Linked DNA regions of Homo sapiens: regions 2 and 3 are each linked to region 1. The links are chromatin loops, found by intact Hi-C in ENCODE. Cell type or tissue: heart left ventricle. All regions are shown on one strand. Each heading gives the region's core, and the rest is flanking DNA. Links, peaks and the distances in the headings are about the cores only.

The links. Peaks named below come from ENCODE experiments on the same cell type or tissue, not always from the same donor. Only the 100,000 strongest peaks of a DNase experiment are listed, where the experiment ranks them.
Region 2: a loop joins it to region 1, with 2.8 times the contacts of the local background. A loop is called at or near these places in 8 of 110 quality-filtered maps.
Region 3: a loop joins it to region 1, with 2.4 times the contacts of the local background. A loop is called at or near these places in 8 of 110 quality-filtered maps.

The regions. Positions count from the first base shown.
Region 1 is chr5:136,812,615-136,817,767 of GRCh38, forward strand. No RefSeq gene overlaps it. Among named protein-coding and RNA genes, the nearest start is that of CTB-1I21.1, 80 kb to the left of the region's middle. In heart left ventricle, for the core only: no CTCF peak of the experiment used is centred there; no DNase peak of the experiment used is centred there.
Region 2 is chr5:136,982,284-136,987,436 of GRCh38, forward strand. SPOCK1 (SPARC (osteonectin), cwcv and kazal like domains proteoglycan 1) reads right to left here. Exons shown (of 11, transcript NM_004598.4): 9 at 2,857-2,919. Among named protein-coding and RNA genes, the nearest start is that of CTB-1I21.1, 250 kb to the left of the region's middle. In heart left ventricle, for the core only: no CTCF peak of the experiment used is centred there; no DNase peak of the experiment used is centred there; H3K27ac peaks cover 1,425 bases.
Region 3 is chr5:136,992,780-136,997,932 of GRCh38, forward strand. The region is part of intron 6 of SPOCK1 (SPARC (osteonectin), cwcv and kazal like domains proteoglycan 1); the gene reads right to left. Among named protein-coding and RNA genes, the nearest start is that of CTB-1I21.1, 260 kb to the left of the region's middle. In heart left ventricle, for the core only: no CTCF peak of the experiment used is centred there; no DNase peak of the experiment used is centred there; H3K27ac peaks cover 1,554 bases.

The DNA of each region.
Region 1 (5,153 bases), core at 751-4,750:
AAAATAAATAACCCCATGAAAAAGCGGCCTACAGACATGAATAGACAATTCTTAAAAGAAGGCATACAAATGGCCAACAAACATGAAAAAATGTTCAATATCACTAATGATCAGGGAATGCAAATCAAAACCACAATGTGATACCACCTTATTCCTGCAAGAATGGGCCTAATCAAAAAATTTAAAAAAAAAACAGTAGATGTTGGTGTGGATGCAGTGAACAGGGAACACTTCTACACTGTTGGTGGGAGTGTAAACTAGTATAGCCACTATGGAAAACAGTGTGGAGATTCCTTAAAGAACTAAAAGTAGAACTACCATTTGGTCCAGCAATCCCACTACTGGGTATCTACCCATAGGAAAAGAAGTCATTATTCAAAAAATATACTTGCACACACATGTTTATAGCGGCACAATTCACAATAGCAAAATAGTGGAACCAACGCAAATGCCCATCAATCAACAAGTGAATAAAGAAACTATGGTATATATTTACGATAGAATACTACACAGCCATAAAAAGGAATGAATTAACAGCATTTTCAGTGACCTGGATGAGACTGGAGACTATTATTCTAAGAGAAGTAACTCAGAAATGGAAAACCAAACATTGTATGTTCTCACTGATATGTGGGAGCTAAGCTCTGAGGAAGTAAAGACACAAGAATGACACAATGGACTTTGGGGACTTGGGAGGAAGAGTGGGAGGGGAGTGAGGAATAAAAGACTACAAATATGGTGCAGTGTATACTGCTCGGGTGAAGGGTACACCAAAATCTCACAAATCCCCACTAAAGAACTTCCTCATGTGACCAAATATCACCTGTACCCCAATAACTTATGGAAAAATTTAAAAAAATAAAATAAAAAGAAAGACTGGGGACTATGAAGTCTACAAAGCAGGCCCATGCTCTCACCATTTGTTACAGATTAAGTCCTCTGACAAAGTAGTCCTTTGTCAGATGTGGGGGACTCTGTCATGGAGATATGTGTTTATTAGAGAATGTTATTGGGAACAACTGTGAGGGAGTGAAGGCAGCAGGACTGAGCAGGGGGAGATGTTAAACTGAGATGTACCTGAAAAGAGGACCCCAGCTGATCCCAGGGGAGCTCCAAAGCTGAAAGATTTTCCAGAATCATCACACATGGAGGCAAAGAGGCTGGGCCTTTGTGTGCCCACATCACTCAGTCGCTGAGTGTGATGTAGCATCGATCCCTGAGGAGATGTAACACTGGACAAGGAAACCCCTTCTTCCCAGGGCAATGCCTAAGGACAGACTCAGCTGTGAGCCACCTAGAAGTTGAGGCAGCTGGGAAATAAATGCCTTGGTGCTGCAAGGGGGTTGGGGGTGTCTGTCCTACACACACAACATCTCTTACACCTGAGAGGGTCCTGGATCAGCATCAGCTGGGAACTTGTTAGAAATGAATATGTTTAAGTCTTACCCAGGCCTCCTCCATCAGAAACTCTGGAGATGGGACCCAGCAATCTGTTTTGACAGGCTGCCCAGGTGACTCTGATGTATGTTGAAGTTTGAGAATAACTGCCTCATACCAGCAGTTCTCAGATTCTGTGGTCCCAGAACCACTTATCCTCTTCAAACTTACCGGGGATCTCTAAGAATTTTTGTTTATGTGGGTAATAGTTATATTTACCACATTATAAATGAAAGTTTAGAAATTTAAAAAATATTTTATTAATTTATTTAAGATAAGCTCATCTTTTTTATGAAAAATAACTAGATTTTCCAAATTAGGAAAAAAGTTAGTAAGAAAAATAGCATTGTTTCACAGTTTTGCAAACCTCTTCAATATCTAGCTTAATAGAAGTGAGCTGGATTCTCATAACTACTTTTATATTCAATCTGTTTTAACATATGTCATATATATAGCTCATGGAAAACTCCACTGTACACTTGCAAGAAAATGAAAAAGAAAAAGGCAGATAACAACTTAGCATTATTATAAAAATAGTTTGACCTCATGGACCCTGAAAGGGTCCCAGGGACCCCCACTTTGAGAAAAGCTGGCCCTAGCTTCGATAATGAAGCAAGAGGCCCAGGCTTTTAGGTCAGATATTGCTAGTTACTCATTTGTGGTTTGGGATTATGTCTTGGAACTTGTGAACGTTACATTTGGGAGATTGATTATGTTTTATCCGGTCATATCCTGAAGAGTACTTCCTCCCTATCCCCAGAAGATAATGCAATTGATTAAACTCAGACTACAAGCTTTGTCTGTTTGGCAGCGGCCCTAAGCTTTCCTGGAGTCTCTTCTGGGAGCACATGCTGCAGGGCTCATGCAGACTTGGCAGAGCTTATACGCAAAATCTGGGGCCCTCTTTCTCTGGTTCTCTCCATTCAGGGATTGCTCCCTTACTTTTGGGTATGTGTGGTGACCTTAAACTCAGACATCTAGTTTTTTGAATTGGAAAGAATATGGAGTTTGTAGCAGACTTTTAGCCACCCTACAGAATGCAGATTTCAGTTTGCTCTAGAGTCAAAAACCCCATACAAACCGCAGTCTCACACCACACCATTCCTTTGTTCTGAGTGTCATCCCCGCTCCAGAATCTGCCTGATGGTGTTCACTCTCCAGTCTCCTGTGCCTGCAGATCGTCGGTTTTGGATGCTTTGTCCAGTTTAGTTATCTGCAGGAGGATCAGACGGTCATGAGCTCCTCAGCCATAGAGCAAAGGAAGGGCCACAGGTCCTTAGGAAGCCCCATGCTTCCCTCCTGCTCACTCCTCCCGAGAAGGAAGAATGCTAACATGGATTCTAGGCCTCTGTGAGTAGAATCACTATGAGTTAAAGGGTTGGCACACAGCGCAATTCTTTTTTTTCTTTCAGCTTTTATTTTAGGTTCACGGGGCACACGCGCAGGTTTGTTACATGGGTAAATAGTGTGTCGCTGGAGTTTGGAGTACAAATGATCCCGTCACCCAGGGAGTGACCATAGTACCTGAGAGTCAGCTTTTCCGCTTTCTTTTTTTTTTTTTTTTTTTTTTTTTTTTTGAGACGGAGTCTCCCTCTGTCGGCGCGATCTCGGCTCACTGCAAGCTCCGCCTCCCGGGTTCACGCCATTCTCCTGCCTCAGCCTCCCGAGTAGCTGGGACTACAGGCGCCCGCCACCACGCCCGGCTAATTTTTGTATTTTTAGTAGAGGCGGGGTTTCACTGTGTTAGCCAGGATGGTCTCGATCTCCTGATCTCATGATCTGCCCACCTCTGCCTCCCAAAGTGCTGGGATTACAGGCGTGAGCCACCGCGCCCGGCCAGCTTTTCCGCTTTCACCCCTTTCCCCGTCCCCGATTTAGTAGTCTCCAGTGTCTATTGTTCTCATCTTTGTGTCTGCATGTTCCCAATGCTTAGCTCCCACTTATAAATGAGAACATGTGGAATTTGGTTTTCTATTCCTGCATCGATTTTACATCTTCCCTTTTGGTGGCAGAGAGGGAAGCAGACCTATCCAGACAACATCTTTTTCTCTCTGGGTGTCCTCTATTTCTCCTGCTAGATGGGCTAGCCCAGGACATCTGCCTCCCCTGAGGTCCAGGACAGCTCTGAGCTAAGTACTGGAACCCAAGCCCTTTCTTCTGCTACCACTTCTCTCTGGTTACATTCCTCCTGCAGCGGATGGGTTTGCATTGGATCAATCCTCGGTCTGAAGTTCATTAGGCCTAACTAGCTTAAGAAAAACGTGTTTACCAGTTTACTAGAGTTCTCTGCTTTGGGGATGGAGGGAAACACCACAGCTGATAACATATTGTTTTATTTGTTATATTTTATTTTTTCCAGGCATTTTCCCATATTCCTCGCTCCCTCTGGGGCCTCAAAGAAAGGGAGGGTAGAAAGGGCAGGATTAAGGACTTCCAAGTGCTTAGCAAAAATAGTATCTAAGAGTACAGCGAACACACTATTAGTGCCAGCTGGGGACACCATTAAAACTTGTCAGGCATGTGCCTTCTCTCAGGCCAGACCCCAGAATCACAGGATCTATTTGAATGACTGAGGCACAGACTCCAGAGTTTTTTCCCACACACTCTAGAGAAACCTAGATATGGGAGACCTATGTATTAAAGAGAAAGCATGCAGAATCTGAAGCCCACCCCAGCCACATGCCTTCCAGGTTATCTGCCAGGTCGTGGGCAGAGTTCTGGTCTAATGCCTGACATACTATGGTGTGGTCAACCCCTTCCACATCTGCCTCCCCTGCTAGACTAGAGACCCTTAGGCATCTCTGAGCTCATCTCTGTTTCCTTCTACCCTTGCAGGCTCTTGGTACACATTGTCTATTCCTGTTCTCAGGTTAACACGTCCAGAAGCCAGATCAATTTGTTCTACTTTAAATCTTTGGCCATGTAACCCAAAGGGGTCTACAACATCATTCAGCATGAGTACTGCACACTTTTTTAACAAAGGCATGGATTGGGCTTAAAGAAGAAACTAGGGATGGTGCAGTACTCCAGTACTACAAATGGATGTGATGTTAGTGGAACCCAGAGAAAGAGCTCTATGGAGAGTGCCACCTGATGGAAACTGTAGCCTGGGTTCAAGGCACACAGCCAACCCGGAGAACTCAGTAGAGAGGGAGGCAAGGACATAAACACCAGCATAACTCTCCTTTTGTCATCTGGTCTCCTGCAGGTGACTTCCATTGGCTGACCTCAAACAGAAGCCAGCAGGCAAGGGGGCCCATTGAAGCAACACACAGAGATCAAGTTCCTAGGCACAGAACAGAGTGGAAGGTAGGCAGGGAACAATCTACACCAGCAGAGAGAAGCTGATCAAGGGAAAAATCACCTAGCCCTACTTCCATTCCTACTAATTCAGGGAAAAGGAACAGAGGGAAAGGAAAGTAGCCCTAATAGAATGAACTGATGTTTTTGGTTTACTCATACTTACCTGCTGTATGATCTTGAGCATACTATTGAATCTGTATGCATCTCAGTTTTCACCTCTGAAAAATGATGGCAATAATACATAGTTTATGGGGATTTTATGAGACCGTTGTGGTAGACATAAAGCAGTAGGATGTGGTCTGGCACCCAGGAGGCTTCAATAAATGGCAAATATCCTTGCCAGGCCAATCTTTCCTTATATACCCTTAATCATATCAGTAATCCCTCTCTCTTTTGCAGTTTCATTCTCTCCA
Region 2 (5,153 bases), core at 660-4,659, 170 kb after region 1:
TGTTGTTTAAAAAAGAGTATTTACCCTCATTTAATTTCAACTTTCTGTGGAATTATTTTTGTATAACTCTCCTTTAAAATACTAATCAATAATAATAAATGTGTTTGACCTGTTCACATTTATTGTGATTACAGATATTGTGATTACAGAAATGCTTACTCTTATTTCTGCCACCATATCTGTTTCCTACTTACTAAGTTTTCTTTATACCTTGTCTTTTTTCCATAGGTTTAAAACATATATTCTAATATTCTTGTGGTTACTCATATTTTCCACAGGGGAACATAGTTTTTCCTAGTAAAATCTACAGTTAATCTATACAGATTTTTTTTTTCATGAACAAACTAGAAGCTTAACACATTCTTACCACCTTTTTCTCACTTCCCCCAATTGTCTGGAATTTTAATTCCAGGTTGCCATATAACTATTTTTATTGGTCTTAGCAGAATTGTCATTTCTTTTTCATTATTGCATCTGAATAGTTCTTTCTGGGATCATTTGTTTGGTAGAATAAATCCTTTAGTGATATTTAAGTGAGTCTGGGGTTAGTAAGCTGACTGAATCTTAGATGGTTTCAGAGTACCAGAGTACCTCTGTCATCACACTTGAATGATCACTGGGATAAATTTTAAATTGTAGGTTCATAATTATTTCCCCTTGGCACTTTGAAGATACTGATTCTCATTGTACTGTGGGTAATCTTTATTTATAATAGTTTTTAGTTTTGGTTTTCCTTACAGGGTAGGTGTGTTTCTTGATAGTGTGCATCTTCTATGGAAGAATTCTTCCTCTTTGTGTAACCTGGGTGGTAACACCATCTACATCAGCCTCCTGAAAACAGAGGTTCCTGCCTTCCACTGTAGCTTTCTATGCCCTAATTTAATTTCTGATTTTGTGAGCGTGCTTACATTTTCAAATTTGCCTTTTATTTAGTGGAACAATCCCAGAATAAAAGTGTGGCATGGGAGGGACAGATTTCTCCTATTTTGAACCAAGACTTCAACCCAGACCCAGGTGACTCTAGGGTCTAGTCTAGAACATGCTACTCACCAGGCTATACCAAGATGATCATATTCTCAGAGATTAAATGAGACCATGGAACACCATGTCTATCACTTAGGAAAGGCTGCTGATGCCACAGTTAGAAGCTTAGTGGTATCCACCCTCTCATTAAGGAGTGTACGCCATTGCATGCTATCAGTTTTCAAAGAACAGTAGATAGAAAAGAAGGAAAATGTAGATGCGGTCAGTAGCCCAAAAAGAGATTTGTGAACAGATTCTCAATCAAGGACTGCAGAGAAAGTGAACATGTAGAGAGCTGGCTCCTCCTTGGACCAAAAAAAAAAAAAAAATGGGCTGAGGCCCTGGGTTGGTAAGAAGCAGGTGCTGCTCTAAAACTACAATGCAATAATTATAGCTGATAATAATTTGTTGATTGTTTTATTTATTTGACTCTGTATACCCCTGACTACATAAAGAATTTGTAAGCAAATGGCATTTTTTCTGAGTCAGCTGGAGTAATCTCCATATGTGGGAAATGTGATAAAGCAAGCTTTAAAACAAAATGGGATTTATTTTAACAGAAAGGTAGGCATTTCATTCATGTGCACTGGGGTAAATGAGACATCTTATCACAGGTGACCCTTACCAATGAGGCAATGTATGTTTTAATAAACAGCAATGTACTAATTCTACAACTACCTGCAGATCATAGGTACGTCACTCAAAATAATATCCCACATGGAGAAATGAGATCAATAAACAAACACAAGTCTTTGCACTAGAAAATCCTATGGAGGAGGGATCCAGCCACTTTGCCTTCAGACCAGAAATATATCTTTATGTCCTTTTACTCAGCAGAAGAATGTAGGCCTAAAGAGTTCGAAATCCTGACAACTTTGGGGAAGTCTACATGCATTTTGAAATAACTCAAAAAATCCTAAGAGAAGAAAATCACCGGAATTCATAGACTGCCTACATTTGACAATCTGCAAGAAAACTTGCCCATTTCCTTCTCTATTCATTTCCTTCAAATGAATAGAGAAACTTCTGAAATGGCAGGCTGCTTGGGGAATGCATCTGCCTCTGAATGCTTCACGGGAATAATTCTGTATTACTGTGTTGCAGCTGACACCTCTTTTTTTAAAAGCAAGGAAAGCAAAGCAGGCTCCTCCTTTCTTCAGCAAACCAATGAGAATGGCCAGTGTTTCTATGACAAATGCCAGGACTTCCTCCACGTGCTGGAGAAAGGCAGGCTTGGAGCTAAAGGGGACACTTTGAGAGGACTGCAAGTTGTGCATGTTAGGGGAACACACATTCACTCAACCCACTTGCTTCCGTGGTGTCCAAACAGCCTGCATACTTTCCTGGAGGGATTAGGTGAAGGTAGAAATAGGCTTAAGCACATACATGTCGTTCAACCCTGTTTGATAAATTCTGAAGAGAGTACAGCCCATCTGCCTCCTTCAACAGACAATCCTATCCGGGGAATGGAGGAAATGCTATAATTTTTAGACCTTATAGTTTGAGCACTTGAGAGCACCATTCAATGATCTTACTTAGAAAAAGCCAAGATTTGTTTTAGCCTAAGATCAGGGAGGAGTTAGCAGTGGGGAAGGTGCTGGACTTCGGCCCTGGCTGACCTCTCTTCCTGCCGAAGGAACACACAGCAGTTTTCAACCAGCCAGTCCTCTGTTTATGTCCAGCTGCCTGGAAGAGCTCTGCCTGGGGTTAAAACAAGGCATTTCTTTCATGAAACACTAGCCCTAATTGAATAACCATTGCCATGCTGATCATTACAAGGGACATGGCTGGCTTAATTAGTTGTTTAAATGAGTGGCAAGAAATTGTACTTACCCAACAGGCTTTTCCCCTTACTCAGCTTCTGAATTCTGTTCATTTCATTCTGGCAAGGGAGACCTAAAAAATAATTTCTGAAAGTCAGCTTCCAGATGGTATGGAGTATAATCGCTAATGATTGACTTCACTCTTGATGTGAAATGTAGACAATGACACACCTGGGAGTGGAATTGTTCCATATGCTGTTACTATGCAAGAAAACAAATTCGGGCCATTAGTGTTACTAGTTAAAAAACAAACCTCATACCACAATGCACTTAAAATAGTATTTGGGGGCCACTTGCATTGCATAGAAATTTTTCTTTCTAGTACCAACTCAAGCAAATACCAAGTATCTAATAGGTGGTGTAATGGACTTTTTCCTTTCTATCAGGAAGCAAGTAATCAGCCAAGGCTTATTAGTGGGGAAGTGTTCTGAATCCACAGACGAACTAACCAGAGGTGACAAATACTTATATAGCCTAGGTTTTCCTGTAGGAAAGGATGGATAGGAATGGTTACTTCAGACCTCACCACCCCCAGGAAAGTAAAATAGGCTTTGAGGGACAACTATGAAGATACAGAAGAGATCTGGAGAAGCACTGATGAGACTTTGTATCTAGGCTCTGCCACCTCCTAGCTGAATTCACCTGTCCCAGCCTCTGGGTCCTCAGCGGCAAAATGCATGTCATAGAAAAGAAGTTAGTTTCATTCTAAGCAAAATGAAAAGTGACCTCATTCATTCTTCAGAGTTTTACCATGATTTGCCTTTGCAGACCTTGTGGCTCTGGGAGTTCTGCTATTTGTTCATGGTTCATCCTGTCCTTGGCAGAGGAGTTCTGGTTCTCTGAGTTCTTATCTTTGGCTGATACTGCCTCTTTCTGCAGGCCCCACACTTGCATATAAAGTATCTAAGCAACCATTTACAACTCTTACCCTGTAGACTGCACAATGCTACCTGGTCTTGCTGCTTGTTCCATGAGAGAAACTGCTTGTAAAATACATTTTGTTGACTTCTTGTTTTAAGATGCTTTCAGAGTAAAGGAGAAACAAATTTCATCTGGATTATAAAAGGTAGCATTTCCTGGATGCTGTGCCACAGGAAGGGGTTCTGGCTTTCAGCAACTGCAAGAGTAAGGGCAGTCTATCCAGAGATGTCCCATGTGGCCAGGTGACCAGCTCTGGCACTGTTACCTCCAGGCAAGCATTAACACATAGGCTCTGTGTTGTAAGGAAACCATGCTAAAAATCACATGTTACAATACGAACTCAAACCTAAAACTATCACTAGTCTTAATGCTGAGAATCACTACAAGTATTTACACTACTAAAATTTTTAAATGGCTATTATCTTAACATTGATTTTAGGTACTAACAGATGTAATTAGAAAAGAAAAATGAGGTATAAAAATTGAAAATGAAGAGAAAAATTATCACTATTTGCAGATGATATGATTGCACACCCGAAAAATCTAAGCAAACCAACCAGAATAACTTAGAAACAAAGCAAGATTTTAGTAAGGTGGTTGAGAACAAAATTAATGTTGAAACCACCAGGGAGGGAATATAGTGCAAAAAAACACCTATTTCAGTTACAATGGTAGCAATAATAAATACAAGGGAAGTATAATAATTGTTAGAACAAAATTTCAAAATTAACACCATGGGTTGATAGATCCTGTTCTAAAACAAAATGATTCCATATTATACAGCTATTGATTTTTATTTGATTAATTTTTCCTGATACTTAAAAATTACCAATAGGAATTGTTTTTAATTGGATAAACTGATGCTAAAGTTCACACAGGGAAAGAAACATACTAATATCCAGGAAAATTCTAGAAAAACAGTAATGGCAGCAAAGGACAGTTCTACCAGGTAGTAAAACATATTGTAAAACAACTGTGATTTAAAAGTCTAAAACTGATTTATTTTATATATATATATATAGCAACTGGATGACCATCTCCAGGGAGGCTGGGAGCCTACTTGACTGTGTAATACACAATCTAGACTGATACAGAATTTAAGTGAACAGCAAAAAAGATAAAGTGAGAAATACCTTTCTAAGCTTTATGGCTTCTTAGAAGCCATAAAATACAGAGAAGCTTGGCTATCTTAAAATTTCTCCCTAACAAAAATGCATGAACTGTAATTTGGGAAAAAATATTTACAATACCTATGACCAGAAAAGTTCCAATTTCCTTAAAAAACAAACACACAAGAACCTGATAGAAAAAATATACAAAGAACATATAGACATTTCCAGAATGTTTCATTTGTACAGATGTTCAACCTAACTCATAAATCAAGAA
Region 3 (5,153 bases), core at 660-4,659, 180 kb after region 1:
AGAGCCTAGACCCCCAGGGCAAGCAGCCTTTGTTCAGAACTTGAATTTGGATGGCCTCTGTGCTGTGAAAGCAAGCTGCAGTGGTCTCACCGTTGTGTAGCATCCTCAGAAGACAGACAATCACAGATCACTTTTGCTAACCGCATAAAGCTTGCTCTTGCAGTTTTGCCAGAGGAGATTACATTTTCCACTAAACTCATGCCAAGAGATTAACACCCAGGCACAGCTAATGCTCTTAGAGAGAGGCTGCCTAGGACACCAAAAGATCCTATTAATAGCAGACTCCTAATTTTGTCTTAGCCCAAGGTTTGGATTTGGGGATTGGGCCTATTTTGCTAGCCTTCCAGTGGTCTCATTCTTGACTTTCCACTGTAAACAGATGGATGCCTTCTCCATGAAACAGTCCTTTCAGCCCATCTATAACTATTTAGTCATTTCTTAGGGTAAGACAGAATCACTGGGGCAGACAGATACTCCTGAGAACAAGAAAATCCAGACAGATGGATGGGTGGGCAGGTGAGTAGGTAGGTGCAAGCTATTTGAAGGTCTTGTAGAGTGCTAAAACTTGAGGAAAGAAATCCCAAAGGAATAAAAATGGTGCAGAGAAGGGAGTTGACTTTCCCTAGCCCCTCCCTCTTCCCTCAGGGCATACGCTAATTCTTGGTACTGAGAAAACCTGCAAAGGGTCCAAGCAGTAGGCTGCTACCAAGACCTAGAGAACCCAGCAATGCATTTGGGGTCTTTAGTATCTGGAGAGACAGAAATGAAAGATCTGAGGAGTCAAAATTCCAATGAGTAAAAGGGGGCAAAGAACAGAGCCCCACATCTGTAACTTCTCCCATATTCTAAAGCTACAGGAGCACACTGCTAAGGAGTTAAGCAGAAATGCTGTTACAAGGCACAGCCAAGTTCTGAATATCTCATGGTGCTGAAGAGACACAGATTAGGGCTCAGAACCTACCAGTGCAGAGGGAGCCTGGGGGAATCCCTGGGGTCTTCACTGGAAGCCATAGGGACAGTGATGAAAAAGGAGTAGACACAGCCTCACCAAAACTCCAAGCTAGCCTTCAACCAACGCAGGACCTGATTGAATTAAGGTGATCAGCCCCCATCGGCCTGCCTTGCAAAAGACTAGGTGAAACTTCTCCAGAAGAAAATACCATGCAGATCCTCTCCTCATTTTTATCATCCACATATGCTTATCAGGCAAGCCCATTTCTCACCCTAAGGCTTGATGGAGAACCGAGCTTCCCAGAGCTCAGGCAGAAAAGGTCTTTCCCCACCCTCCATATTAGAGGAGAGGTGACCAGGCCCTGACTGGGTCTCTGCAACCTGGGGACTCTCATTTACGACGCTGCCTTCTGTCCAGGTAGGATCCAGACTCTACACTCTGCAAAGCATGGAATGAATGCATGTCCAGTGTTTATACCCCAGTTTTTAATGACCTTAAAACACTGCCTTGCTTTTAATAATCAGGGTTTGGCTGTATTTTAAAACACCAGCCAGGAAACAACACTGAGAAATGTCTCGACAGGGAGCAAAGAATAACTTCTCAGGAGTCGCGCTGGCTGGAATGAATCCCAGCTTTGCCACTCACTGGCTGGGTGACCTGAGACAAGTCAGCCTCCAGCACCTCGGCTTCCTTATCTGTAAAACTTCGGATAATATGGTTATATAAGTATAAATCAGACAATGTATATAAAGTTCTTAGCAAAGTACATGATATATGGTAATTACTTAGTATGTGCCACCTATGATTTTGATTATTATTACTATTGCTATTTTTAAACTGAACATTTATAGGTAACATTAGGGCTAGCATCACAGCATTCAGAAAGCCAACAACAAATCCACCTACACACAACTGGCTTTAGCCACATAAAATAGTTGCTTGTGTTATCTAGTAAGCTGCAATTAGCCATATATGGCTATTTACATTAATTAAAATTTAGGCCAGGTGCGGTGGTTCACGCCTGTAATCCCAGCACTTTGAGAGGCAGTGGATCACCTGAGGTCAGAAGGTTGAGACCAGCCTGGCCAACATGGTGAAAACTTGTCTCTGCTCAAAATACAAAATTAGCCAGTCATGGTGGTGCATGCCTGTGATCCCAACTACTTGGAAGGCTGACACAGGAGAATCGCTTGAACCTGGGAGGCGGAGGTTGCGGTGAGCTGAGATTGTGCCAGTACACTCCAGCCTGGGCAAAAAGAGCAGAAACTCAGTCTCAAAAATCAAAATTTAAAAAATCTAATAGATAGTTCCTCAGTTGCACCACTGCATTCAACAGCCCCACACAGCTAGTGACCTCCACACTGGACAGCACAGACGCAGAATCTTCCCACCGCAGCAGGGTGTCGTGCTGGGCAGCACTGAATCAGGTTAGCGATCATTTTGGGCTAACTTTCTGGAGCATCATCATGATATTCTGCCATCCAAGTTTGTTCCCGTACTTCTCCCCTTCAACTGTTTAAGATGAGCTGAGAAAGAAGATAAGCCCCCACAAGCCAGGAACCAGCATCTCTTGCTAAGCCATGCTCCCAAATAGCAGGGAAGGTAGTTGTTTAGTTGTTATGAAGGTGGAGAATCCTGGCTTAGCCCAGGTGCCAAGGCAGATCCTCAGGAGCAGGCCCTCCCAACACACTTATTGGATCCAACTCAGAACCTCGGGGCCCTAGGTTTTCACTTTTCTGACACTGCCCTGCTCTAAGCAGGAGAGAATGTGGCCTGTTTTTCTGAGGAAAATAGGTTGTGCATTCCGTAGTCAATTTCACATTTGAAAATGGGAAACTAATAGCCTCTATTTTTTCTCTATTGCCATGCGCACCATCTATTCTAAATGTTCTCTGAACAGAGAAAATTGCCAAGTCAACATGCAGAGGAAATCTCATGCTTCAAGATGAATTAGTCAGTCGTGTTTAACTAAACCCTGACAGATGTGCAGGTAATCTGTATCTTTACAAGACTGCTAGATTTTCCACAGGCTCCCCAAAGTACACAAGTCTTGGATGTCTGATCGGATCAGGCACTGAAATCCTGAAAGAATGAATCTGTCACTCAGGGACAAGTCCACTAGCAGGGAGCCACTGGTGTGGGTCGAGAGAGATCAGAAACCCGAAATGGAAAGAGGAGGCTCTCAGTTACTGGGCCCTGTTCACTCACAAGGTCTTCAACCGAATGGTCTGTATGAGAAGAAAGTCAGGCACAGGTTGCCTGGAGCTTGATACATCCCAAAGAAGGAAATAATCAAAGGCAACAGCCTGCAGAGGGCTATTTGTTCAAATTTGGTATTCTAGCCACAACACACAGGCTGGTGATGGGAGAAAAGTGCCTGCCTTTTAAGGTGCTCATCATCGCCCCCAATAAAGGTGTGAACAGGGGACTGAAGCTTTCAGAAGTGGGGACCCAGAGGATACATCCCACACACTTAGTACATTCCTAGGGAAAAGTAATGTTCGTGGGGTGAAAAATATAGTCATATATCCCCCTACTATTCTGGTGCCATTCTGGCATTCTACCCTGTGGCAATCCCGGCAATTTCTGGAGAGGGGTCCTGGCGAGAGGAGCAGGGCACTTGGGCTACCAGCATCAGACTCTTCAGAGGAAAAGACGGTGCTTTCTTGGGAGAGGATTTGGATTAATCACGAAGACCAAGACCTGCTTTCTTGTGCTCTCCTCACCCTCCTGGATGGACACGTGCCAGCTAGCCCTCTAATTCTCCCATTTTCAATTACATTCCCTCCCGCCCTCCATCCTGGTTTCAGCTTGCTTTTCATTGCTCTTGTGCTCCCAGTTTTCTTCTCAGCATCCTACTGAGAGGTGAAGCCAGCTAGACTTCCTGGGTCGAGTGGGGACTCAGAGAACTTTTCTGTCTTACAAGAGGATTATAAAATGCACCAATCAGTGCTCTGTAAAAATGTACCAATCAGCACTCTGTAGCTAGCAAGAGGACTGTAAAATTACCAATTGGCAGGATCCTAAAAGTAGCCAATCACAGGGAGGATTGAAAAAAGGACACTCTGATAGGACAGAAATGGAACATGGGAGGGGACAAATAAAGGAATAAAAGCTGGCCACCCCAGCCAGCAGCGGCAACCCTCTCGGTTCCCCTTCCACACTGTGGAAACTTCGTTCTTTTGCTCTTAACAATAAATCTTGCTACCTCTTACTCTTTGGGTCTGTGCCATCTTTAAGAGCAGTAACACTCACTGCAAAGGTCCACGGCTTCATTCTTGAAGTCAGTGAGACCATGAGCCCACTGGAAAGAACCAACTCCAGACACACTACTTCTCAATGATGTTTCCCCATTTACCCTACTGTTTCTACACGTTATGACGTATCATTTTTACACAATCTCCATCTGCTCCAATGGGCTGGTGTGTGAGCCACGTCTCTGGGATCCACTCCCCAGCCTCATATCTGCTTCTTCCCATAGTCAGAAAATGGTACCAGCAAATACTCATATATTCTCAGGGCAAACACTTGGGAATTGTCCTGGTTCACAGTGAAAAAGTTCACTGCTTCTTATCTCCACTGCCTCTATTCTAGTCTCCAATGCCACCACTACCTCCCACCAGGACAACTGGAACAGGCTCCTAATTGGTCTCCCATCTTGCCCCCTCCCTCCCCCGCCATGTTCCCTTCTCCATCCAGCAGCCAAAGTGATATTTCCAAAACGGACATTTGATCAAGTCACTCTCCTGTTTGAGACACTTCAGAGGCTCCCAGTTATTCTGTAGGTTAAGTCTAAACTCCATAATGTGAGCTAAATGGCCTGCAGGACACACTCACTGAAAAACCAAATCTCTCTTCTGTATCTGCTCCTCCTCAACCTTCACGCTCTGGCCTTACTGCCCCTCCGACATGCTCTTCTATTGGGAAACAAACACCTCTTCCCACTGCCTTGCTAATGCCAATTCCTCCATCAGATCTTGGCTTTAAAGTGACATTTTCTTAGAGGACTTCCCTAATCCTCAAACTTGAGATTTCTCTTTTCTATGCTCCCAATGCCTTGTTTCTCTGATAGCATTCATAACACCCATCTCGTTCAGTGCCCATTTCTCCCCTAGATCATAGCAACATAAAACATGCCCTGACTCTGCCCAGCACTGGGGACCCAGCATCTAACCCAGTCAGTTCCTGGCATGAAGAAAGT